Linked DNA regions of Homo sapiens: regions 2 and 3 are each linked to region 1. Evidence: chromatin contacts called from ENCODE Hi-C or POLR2A ChIA-PET data. All regions are on one chromosome and are shown on one strand. The core of a region is the stretch at or near the end of the contact, and the rest is flanking DNA. Distances in the headings are between cores, read along the strand shown. Region 1 holds the start of PLAGL2 (PLAG1 like zinc finger 2). Region 2 overlaps CCM2L (CCM2 like scaffold protein). Region 3 holds the start of HCK (HCK proto-oncogene, Src family tyrosine kinase).

Region 1 (2,973 bases), core at 253-2,752:
TGCTGTCGCCCCCTTCCCCCCCGCCCACTCCAGAGTGGTGGGAGAATTAAATTACAGGGAGGCTGGAGAGTCTCAATGACTTGCACCATTCCAAGAAACATCAAACAGGATTAACAGGGGTTGGATTTACTCTCAGGCTGCTAATTCTTCTGTCAGTGTAGATGGGCCCTCTTTGGAGTCTCTTTGATTCACTATTTCCTCAGATTCCTGCTGCCTCCCACTCCTGGGGAGGCCTTGAACAAATGGCTGCAACTCATCACAACCCCATTTTCATGGGGAGAAAACGTGATTCGACACCCCCGCTCCCAATCTGGTGGCCTCACCTTAGGAGAGAAAGGTTAGAAACCCAAGACCAGACTCTACACACAGTCCCATGGCTGACAGGTGGAAAAACACACAAGCCAGGAGACAGGCTAAGCTTGCAGGTGAAAGCACCGATTCCCCCACACAGGTGTCCCCATATCCTCCACCTAACAGGCCCCTTTCTCCCCACCAAGGTGGGCCACAGCCTGGTCCCAGGCCAACTTTTAGATCACCCCACTGTGGTGTGGGAAAGGTTCAATTCCCCGAGCCTGGGAGAGATGGGAGTGGATGAGGGCTGGAGAAGCAAAGGAAATCCAGGGAGAAGTCTGGAGGGAGTCTCTGGGATGGGAAGGAAGAGCGAGGATGGGAAGGAATCATGAGCAACTTTCCTGGGTCTCTAAGGGATCCCCACAAGAATGAAATGGGGGATTATAAGGGCTGGAAGGCTGGGGGGATGGGGATAGTCAGAAGTGTATCCTCTGAATTTCAAGAGGGTCTCAAAATGGGTAACGGGATGGAAGATGTCGAAAGCCTGGGAGTATGGCCACTGAGGAGGGAACTACAGGTGGGGCTTATTCGACTTCTCCAGACCCAGATATTTGAGGGAAGCCTCAAAGGGAGTTATGTAAGTCTGGAAAATGAAACAGGGTACAGAGCGGGCTATCTGGAGCAGGAAAGGGGGTTATGTGGGTCTGGGTAGGCGTGTCGGAGGGAGGGAGCAGGTGCAGCTTATCTGCGTCCCCCAGACCCGGGTCCCTGGTAAGGTCAGCAGCGCCTTATCTGGGTCTCCAGGGAGCCTAGGGGTCGGGAATGGGGGACCCTCAGGACTGCGTCTCCAGGTCTCGGAAGGGAGGGGACCGGTGGCTTCCTCGGGTCCCCCAGACACAGGTATGGGGTCCAGGGAGAGTTTTCGTCACCCCAGGGCCTATCTGGGGCCGGGTTGGCGCAGACCGGGCCCCGGGTCGGGGGTGTGGGCGACCGCGCTGAGGGGCCCGAGATGAGGCGCGCCGCCGCTCCGGGTACAGGGCGCGCGGACGCAGCGAGACGGCCTCCCGCCCCTCTCCCCGCCGTCCCCTGGGGCCCTCGCCGGCACTCACCGCGCTCGGGGCCCCACGCTGCGGGCCGGGCCGCGCTCGGGCTCCGCCAGGCCCCCTCAGGCCCCGGTAGTGGCGGCGGTCGGGCCATTGTGCGGTGCATTGTGGGAGCCGCGCGAGCGGGCGCTCGGGTCGTGGAGGGGGCGGTGCCGCGGGATCTCTATGGTCCCGCCCGCCCGCGGGCTAGAGCGGCCGGGGCGGTGCGCGGGCGGCGCGCAGGGACCGCTGGGAGCGGGGCGGGCGCTCGCGTCCCTCCTTCCCTCCCCGACTGTGCGCCGCGGCTGGCTCGGGTTCCCGGGCCGACATGGGCGCCGCCGCGTGGGCACGGCCGCTGAGCGTGTCTTTCCTGCTGCTGCTTCTGCCGCTCCCGGGGATGCCTGCGGGCTCCTGGGACCCGGCCGGTTACCTGCTCTACTGCCCCTGCATGGGTAAGGCCTCCCAAGCCCTCTGCTCAGATGGAGAAACTGAGGCCGGGAGAGGAAAAGCCACTCCTCAGATGCGCCCAGAGACACCTTCACAGGTCCAGGAGAGAACCTCAGAGCGGGACGGGGCATGCTCTTCTCCTCTCTGCCTTAGTTGCAAGGGCACAGAGGGGCCAACGTGTCCAACTTTCCATTTGACAGATGAGAAAACTGAGGCTGGGAGAGGTTACGTGACTTGCTTGAGGTCTAAGCCAGTCCAGGGTCCAGTAAATGGAGTTAGTGGGGCAGGACTTGATGTCACTGACCCACGCTGGCTCCTGGTGATTTTTCATTGATTCAGCAAATATTTATGGGGCACCTATTCTGTGCCGGGCCCTGTTCTCTGTACTGGGAATACCGCAGTGAATAAGATAAACTCCGTGTCCTTGTAGAGCCTTCATTTTAGTTGGGGAAGACAAACAATTGAGAATAAGTAGGCCAGGCGCGGTGGCTCACTTCTGTAATCCCACCACTTTGAGAGACCGAGGCAGGATCACTTGAAGCCAGGAGCTCGAGATCAGCCTAGGCAACATAGTGAAAATCCAATCTCAAAAAAAAAAAAAAAAAAAAAAAGCAGAGCGTGGTATCGTGTGCTTGTAGTCCCTTGGGAGTTATCTGGGCGGCTACTTGGGAGGCTGAGGTGGGAGGATCTCTTGAGCCGAGGAATTCGAGGCTGCAGTGAGCTCTGATCGTGCCACCGCACTGCCAGCCTGGGTGACAGAGTGAGACCCTGTCTCGAAACAAGCAAACCCAAAAAGGGGTAAACATAAAACAATAAATACATAGTTTCATAGAGGATGATGAATACTAAGGGAAAATAAAGAGAGCAGGGTAGGGGAGAATCTAAAGACCATGCCAGGTGCACAGTTGAAATGGGTATGGTGGATCATCATTGTGGAAGTGGATGATCTTAAGGCCCCCAGTGGCTTCCAGACTCCTGACCATGACTTTCAGGGCCCTGAATGATGTGGCCTCCACTGGCCATCTCCACAACTCCCTTCTCTGCTGATCCTCCAGCTGCAGCCACACTTAACTCCTTTGCGTTCCTCACACATGCTCAGGTCTTCCAGTCTGCACTGCTGCAGGTGGCGGTCCCTATGCCTGGAATCCTCTCC
Region 2 (2,973 bases), core at 135-2,634, 190 kb before region 1:
GCAGGAGAATCGCTTGAACCCGGGAGGCAGAGCTTGCAGTGAGCTGATATCTTGCCATTGAACCCCAGCCTGAGTGACACTGAGACTATCTCAAAAAAAAGTTAACTATTATATTGAGTAACATTTAAGTGCTAACATTAGGATATAAGAGTAAAGGAAAAATTTGTTGATTTAGTGCATCATTTTTCCTGACAAAATGGTATACTAATTTGATCCAACATTCTTCCCTTTCCATTTGACTTCTGCAACAAGACCATAAGGAAGGCAAGTGATTTGCAATTCCTTTGACAATGATGCTTGGGGTAGAGAGAGCCACTCAGGCCAGAGGAAATTTACAGGTGGTCAGTTCTTTCAAGCTGTTATAATAACTTTTGCTTCCCTATGGAATCTTATAGCTAGATGACTATGTGTTAAGGCAATATAAGCCAGCAGTTGAGAGTGTGGGCTCTGGCATGTGGATCCCAGTTTGATCCTCTCTAGCTATCTAATCCTGGGCAAGTTCTTTAGTTAGCCACACCCTGCCTTGGTTTTTCTCATCCTTAAAGCAAGGGTGAATGAGTGAATATATAGAGAGCGCTCAGAACTTTGCCTAGCTTCTATTAAGGGCTCAGTAAAAGTTATTATCAGGTATATTAATTCATGTATTTCTATCTCAATCTATCCGCACTGCATCAATGAGAAGGCCAGGGTTCTTCAAGGTTTCAGGGTGACATCTCTGTGTCCTTCTCTCACCCCGATTTCCATCCAGTTCCTGGGCCACCTTACCTGGGTGACTTCCTCACTGAACCCCTCCAGTCGGGACGAGCTCCTGCAGCTGCTAGACACCGCCAGGGTGAGACTCTGGGGAGGGAGGAGGGCAGGATCTCGCTCCCTTCTCCCTCTTCTACCTGCGGACCTCGGGAACTCGAGATCTGCCCCTCCCTGCAGCAGCTGAAGGAGCTGCCGCTGAAGACCACGGCGGAGCAGGACAGCATCCTGAGCCTGTCTGCCCGCTGCCTGCTGCTCACCTGGCGCGACAATGAAGAGCTCATTCTGCGAATCCCTACGCACGAGATCGCCGCCGCCTCCTACCTGCAGGACGACGCGCTGCACCTGCTAGTGCTCAAGACCGGTGCGGCGGGAGGGGGCGGGGGCGGGGGAGGGGCGGGGGCGGGGGCGGGGGAGGGGCGGGGGCGGGGGCGGGGCAGGGGCAGGGGCAGGGGCCGGAGGTGTGCGGATGGAGAAGGAGAGGGACCTGCGGCGGGGGCAGAGGAGATGGAAAAGGTCTGACCATACTACCCTGAGACTAGGGGCAGGCCGAAGAGGCTCTGGGAAAGCAGACAGGGCCTGAGGTTGAGGATGAAGGTGGGTGGCCTGAGCCACTACACTGAGGCCAGGTGGTGGAGCACTAAGAGGGTGGAGAAGCCCAAGACCTAGGCCAGGGCTGGATCCGCAGTTACCACCCGGCTCTGAGGCTAGAGTGGACCCTTGGGCTGGGGGCGGGGCCTGATTCCAGGGGCGGGGCTGAGGAGAGGCGGGAAGTCAGAATCCAAGGGGGCGGTCCCTGAAACCCGGGACTGGGTCCCCAGTTAAGGCTCCCTTGGGAGGGGACAGCCTGACCACCACCCTCTGTTCAGAGGGCAGGTCTGAGGCCAGGGGCGCAGGCGTCGTGGGGAGCGTGGAAGCCACCTGGCCAGACCACCGAGAGGCCAGGGGTGGAGACTGAGGCCGGGGGCGGGCCCGAAAGTGTGGAAGCGGAGTGGGCGGGGAACCGCCGCGCTACTTTAAAGCCGGGGGCGAGGCGGCGGTGGAACCCCAGAGCCGCGAGGTCAGGTGGCCAGCCGGCCTCGGCGGGGCGGGGGGGTCTCTGAGTCCCGATCCCCGCGGCTGACGGTCCCCCGGACTCTCCTAGGTCTGGGTGTGGACCCGGTGCCGGCCGGCGTGGATGCCAGCCCAGGCGGCGCAGGACGCGACCCCGGCCCGCCAGGCGGGGCGCCCGAGAAGCGGCGGGTGGGCACCGCGGAGCGGCGCCACACCATCTGCAGCCTGGACTGGCGGATGGGGTGGGGTGGGGGCGCCGCGGAGGCCCGGGCCGGGGGAGGCGGCGGCGGCAGCTTGGAGCGCCAGCGCGCCGGGGCGCGGGCGTCGGGCAGCTGGGAGCGACGGCAGACGTTCAGCGGCAGCTGGGAGCGGCGGCACGGAGGCGGCGGCGGCGGCGGCGGCGCGGGAAAGCCGGGCGGTAGCTGGGAGCGGAGGCAGGCGGGCAGCGGCGGGGGAGGCAGCTGGGAGCGGCGCCACCCCGGCCCCAACCCGCTCGACCCGCAGGACCCCAGCCCCGACGCCTACTGCAACCTGGTCATCCTGGCTGTAGCCAACAGGGTGAGCCCGAGGGCAGCCTGCTCCCAAAGCCCGGCTTCGGGAACGCTGCTTCCCCGCCCCCACCTTGCCCCCGCCCCACCCACCAGGTTCCTAGGATCTGCCCCTGCCTTCTCCCTGCACCTGCCCCACCTAATGGCTCCTAAACTCCGGACCTGGACACCTCCAGGGCATCTCCCCTTGACTCCCTCAATGGGATGAACTCTCAAAATGGCCAAAACAAACTAGATCTAACCTCCAGCCCGTTCCTTCTCCAACGTTGTCAGTGTTGGCCCCACCACAGTAACATTCACGAGGACACTAATCACCAGCGTGAATCTAGGGCCAGCTCATGCCAGACACAGGGCTGCATCAACTCATTTAATTCTCACAGCAACCTCTGGAGGCAAATATTACAACTACTGTATTCCCATTCTATAGAAAAGGAAACCGAGATCCATAGGTGAAGTAACATAGGCAAGGTCACACAGGAAGCACGTGGTGGTTTTAAGATTCAAATCCAGTAAGTTCAGAGCCAGTACTCTTGGTAACTAAGATGGCCACCCAAGAGAGAAGCCTTCCTGCCATTCTTCCTTCCCCCTCCGTCTTCCCCTCTGCCTCCCCCATCCTCTTCATTCA
Region 3 (2,973 bases), core at 142-2,641, 160 kb before region 1:
GGAGGAGGATGCTATAGACAACTAGTGGGTAGAGCCCAGGAATGCTGTTAAACATCCTATCATTCACAGGACAGTCCCCCGCAACAAAGAATTACCTGGCCCAAATGTCAATAGTGCCAAATTTAAGAACCCCTGCATTCCCCAGCCCCCAGGACAGCTTTGCTGAATGAATTATGAATGAATGAATGAAGAAATGACTGTGGTCCTGATCAGCTGGTAGCAACGGGAATAGAGAGACGCGGTAGAATTCTTGTAGTTTTGGAGATTTTGGAGGTGTGTTACACAGCATTTAGGGTGATAGCCCCTGTCTTTTCCAGGAGAGGGTGTGTTCTGCCCTTGCCTGGAGCTGGGCACAATCCCATCCACTTGGGGCCTCAGTCACCCTCCAGCCCGACTCCTCCCCTCCCCCGACCACCTCCCCCAGCTTGGGAGTCCTCTGAGCTGCCAGGAAGCCAGGGTGGTTCCTTCGGGCAGGGAACTTTGCATGGCCATGGTGGTTCCTTCGAGAGAGGAACTTTGCATGGTGTCTGAATGGAGCAGGCCTGCGGAAGAGAAACCGCTGACCACAGACCTGCCTGGAAGTCTCGGGCCGCGGAGTTGGGGAGGGCCGGGCCAGAAGGGAGGGGTCGGAGTGGTGGGGAAAAGAGATCACGATGCTTCCGGGGTAGGGTAAGGCCTTTCCAGGGTGGGTTGGAATCTTTGAAGACTGTGGCAGGAATCCCTTGATAGGTGGGGTTAGGATCTCTGAAGGGCAGGGTTGGAATCTTTGGACCGGCGGTATAGACCCCTGGGTATTAAAACTCTTAGGCGGCGGGAGGTTAGATCGCGCAGGAGCAGGAGCGGTATTGGAACCCTGGGGTTTGTGTTCTAAATCTTAGGGCAGGGTTAGAATCCACTGAAGTGAGAGTTCGGATCCTTCCACTGGGCAGATTAGAATCTTTGGGGGCAAGTTGAGTTTAAAAATCCTTCAGAGGTGGGATTAAAAATCCTTTGGCGGGGCGGGGTTAGTATCTTGGGAGCCTTGGAGCGGGTGCTGGGGTTCTTAGACGGGCGGGTTCGAATCCCTAGGAGTGGGATTTGGGATCCTTTGGAGACTGGGGTAGGACGCTGGGCGGTGGGATGGGGAGGTGTTAGGGAAAGTGGAGCGGAAGGGATGGGGGTTCGCATCCTTGGTGGACGCGTTAGAAGCCTCCTATGGATGGTGCTAATATTTTTTTTCTCTTCGTGGAGGGTTTGGGATCCTTCTTGCAGGAGACGGAGGTTATGACCCTCGGGGAGCCGGTTAGGATCCTGGGGTGGCGTCTGAATCTTCGGGGAGGTGTTAGGACACTTGGGGCGGAGTTAGCCTCGCTCAGGGCGCGGCTAAGGCGCCCAGATGGCCTGCGGGCGCCACCACGTCCCTGGTCCCAGCTCGGGAGCACATCAGAGGCTTAGAGGCGAGTGGGAAGGGACTCAGACAGTGCAGGACGAGAAACGCCCGCGGCACCAAAGCCCCTCAGAGCGTCGCCCCCGCCTCTAGTTCTAGAAAGTCAGTTTCCCGGCACTGGCACCCCGGAACCTCAGGGGCTGCCGAGCTGGGGGGGCGCTCAAGCTGCGAGGATCCGGGCTGCCCGCGAGACGAGGAGCGGGCGCCCAGGTGAGTGCCGCGCACAGGGGACCGGGAATACCCGGCCCGCGAGGGGTCCCAGGAGGCGGAGGGAGCCCAGGAGCCTGGGGAGGGCTGGCTACGGGTGCGGCTGGGGGCAGCGAGGGGAGACGGAACGTCGGGGGAGCCGCGGGTAGCCCGGGGGATGAGGGGTCGACAGCGAGTGGAGGGTGCCCTAGGGAGGGGCGGCACTGTTGCGGACTGCTGGATTCCCGGGGAAGGGGACGCTCGGGCCCGTGCAGTGACTTTATCCACCACTTCTCTGGGCCGTCCAGGTTCCCCTTCTTGGGGGGGGGCGGGGATTTTTTTTTTAATTTAAAAAAGAAAAAGAAGGAAGGGATGGGGCTTCACAGAACCCGGGAAGGGGAAGGCCCTTACGGTTCCCGGTGGGGGCCGGGTCACGCCGGGTTGGCAGCCAGCTTGGGGAAGGGGGTAGTTGGGCGGAGGCGTGACGTGCGAGCCACACCCAGGCCGGCTGCAGCTGGTCGGCTCTCTGCCCCTCCTCCCACAACAGGTCTAGGTCAAACCCCCAAACCTCCTGGCCCCAGACCACACTGCATGCATGCCCTGTCTCTTTCCTCCTTGGACGAATTCTCCGCCTCCGAATTCGTTTCCTCATCTGTAAAACGGGGCTATGAAGTCTTTCTTGCAAGGATGCAGGAAATTGGAGTATGCGAGAGGTGGTGCGTGTGAGAGACAGGCTAGTGGGTAGCGGAGGGGGCTTCTAGGGGCAAACTGCCTGTTGGGGCTGGGGTAGAGGATTTGGCCTTTCTTTGCCTCTGTTTTCACAACTGCAGGATGGGGAGAGTAATAGTACCTCCTTCACAGGGTTGTTTAGAGGATTAATTGGGTACTGAAGGGGCCGGGCAGGGTGGCACACGCCTGTAATCTCAGCTTTTTGGGAGGCCGAGGCAGGTGGATCTCTTGAGGTCTAGAGTTTGAGACCAGCCTGGCCAACATGGTGAAACCCCGTCTCTACTAAAAGTACAAAAATTAGCCGGGCGTAGTAGCACACACCTTTAATCCCAGCTACTCGGGAGGCTGAGGCACGAGAATCACTTGAACCTGGGAGGTGGAGGTTGCGGTGAGCCGAGATCGCGCCACTGCACTCCAGCCTGGGCGACAGAGAGAGACTCTGTCTCAAAAAAAAAAAAAAAAAAAAAAAAGTTACTGAAGGAAAGCTTTGAGAATGCTGTCTGACAGTACACAGGCTTAATGTATGTTAACATTGCCCTAGCTAGACATATGGCCCCGTGTTCTCAGACTTTAGCCTACATCAGCATCACCTGGACTGCTTGTGAAAACAGATTGCTGGGCCGAATCCTAGA

What was found. Hi-C counts contacts between places; a loop is a spot of excess contacts on that map. ChIA-PET counts read pairs that join two places held with the same protein, here RNA polymerase II (POLR2A). Pooled maps may share reads with other maps.
Region 2: a map of naive thymus-derived CD4-positive, alpha-beta T cell shows a loop between it and region 1 (21-fold over the local background). The contact joins the enhancer-like site here to the promoter of PLAGL2 in region 1. A Hi-C loop is called at or near these places in 1 of 168 maps with a recorded cell type or tissue (naive thymus-derived CD4-positive, alpha-beta T cell) and 4 of 50 pooled maps. POLR2A ChIA-PET finds 5 or more read pairs at or near these places in 2 of 52 experiments (MCF 10A and activated T-cell).
Region 3: a map of Panc1 shows a loop between it and region 1 (4-fold over the local background). The contact joins the promoter of HCK here to the promoter of PLAGL2 in region 1. A Hi-C loop is called at or near these places in 2 of 168 maps with a recorded cell type or tissue (B cell and Panc1) and 4 of 50 pooled maps. POLR2A ChIA-PET finds 5 or more read pairs at or near these places in 4 of 52 experiments (Caco-2, HEK293, PC-3 and 1 more).

The regions. Positions count from the first base shown.
Region 1 is chr20:32,206,241-32,209,213 of GRCh38, forward strand. PLAGL2 (PLAG1 like zinc finger 2) reads right to left here and starts at 1,503. Exons shown (of 3, transcript NM_002657.3): 1 at 1,401-1,503. It overlaps POFUT1 (protein O-fucosyltransferase 1), which reads left to right and starts at 1,640. Exons shown (of 7, transcript NM_015352.2): 1 at 1,640-1,825. The coding sequence starts at 1,702. RefSeq lists a silencer at 1,290-1,709 and enhancers at 1,474-2,387, 1,850-1,979.
Region 2 is chr20:32,017,052-32,020,024 of GRCh38, forward strand. It overlaps CCM2L (CCM2 like scaffold protein), which reads left to right. Exons shown (of 10, transcript NM_001365692.1): 3 at 749-832; 4 at 928-1,111; 5 at 1,892-2,358. Among named protein-coding and RNA genes, the nearest start is that of CCM2L, 8.1 kb to the left of the region's middle. RefSeq lists a silencer at 1,709-1,838. Within about 2 kb of position 1,385, at least 7 of the 41 ENCODE cell types and tissues checked have a DNase peak (open chromatin) inside an H3K27ac peak, as active enhancers do.
Region 3 is chr20:32,050,851-32,053,823 of GRCh38, forward strand. It overlaps HCK (HCK proto-oncogene, Src family tyrosine kinase), which reads left to right and starts at 1,392. Exons shown (of 13, transcript NM_002110.5): 1 at 1,392-1,636. The coding sequence starts at 1,575. RefSeq lists silencers at 1,752-1,811, 2,865-2,973.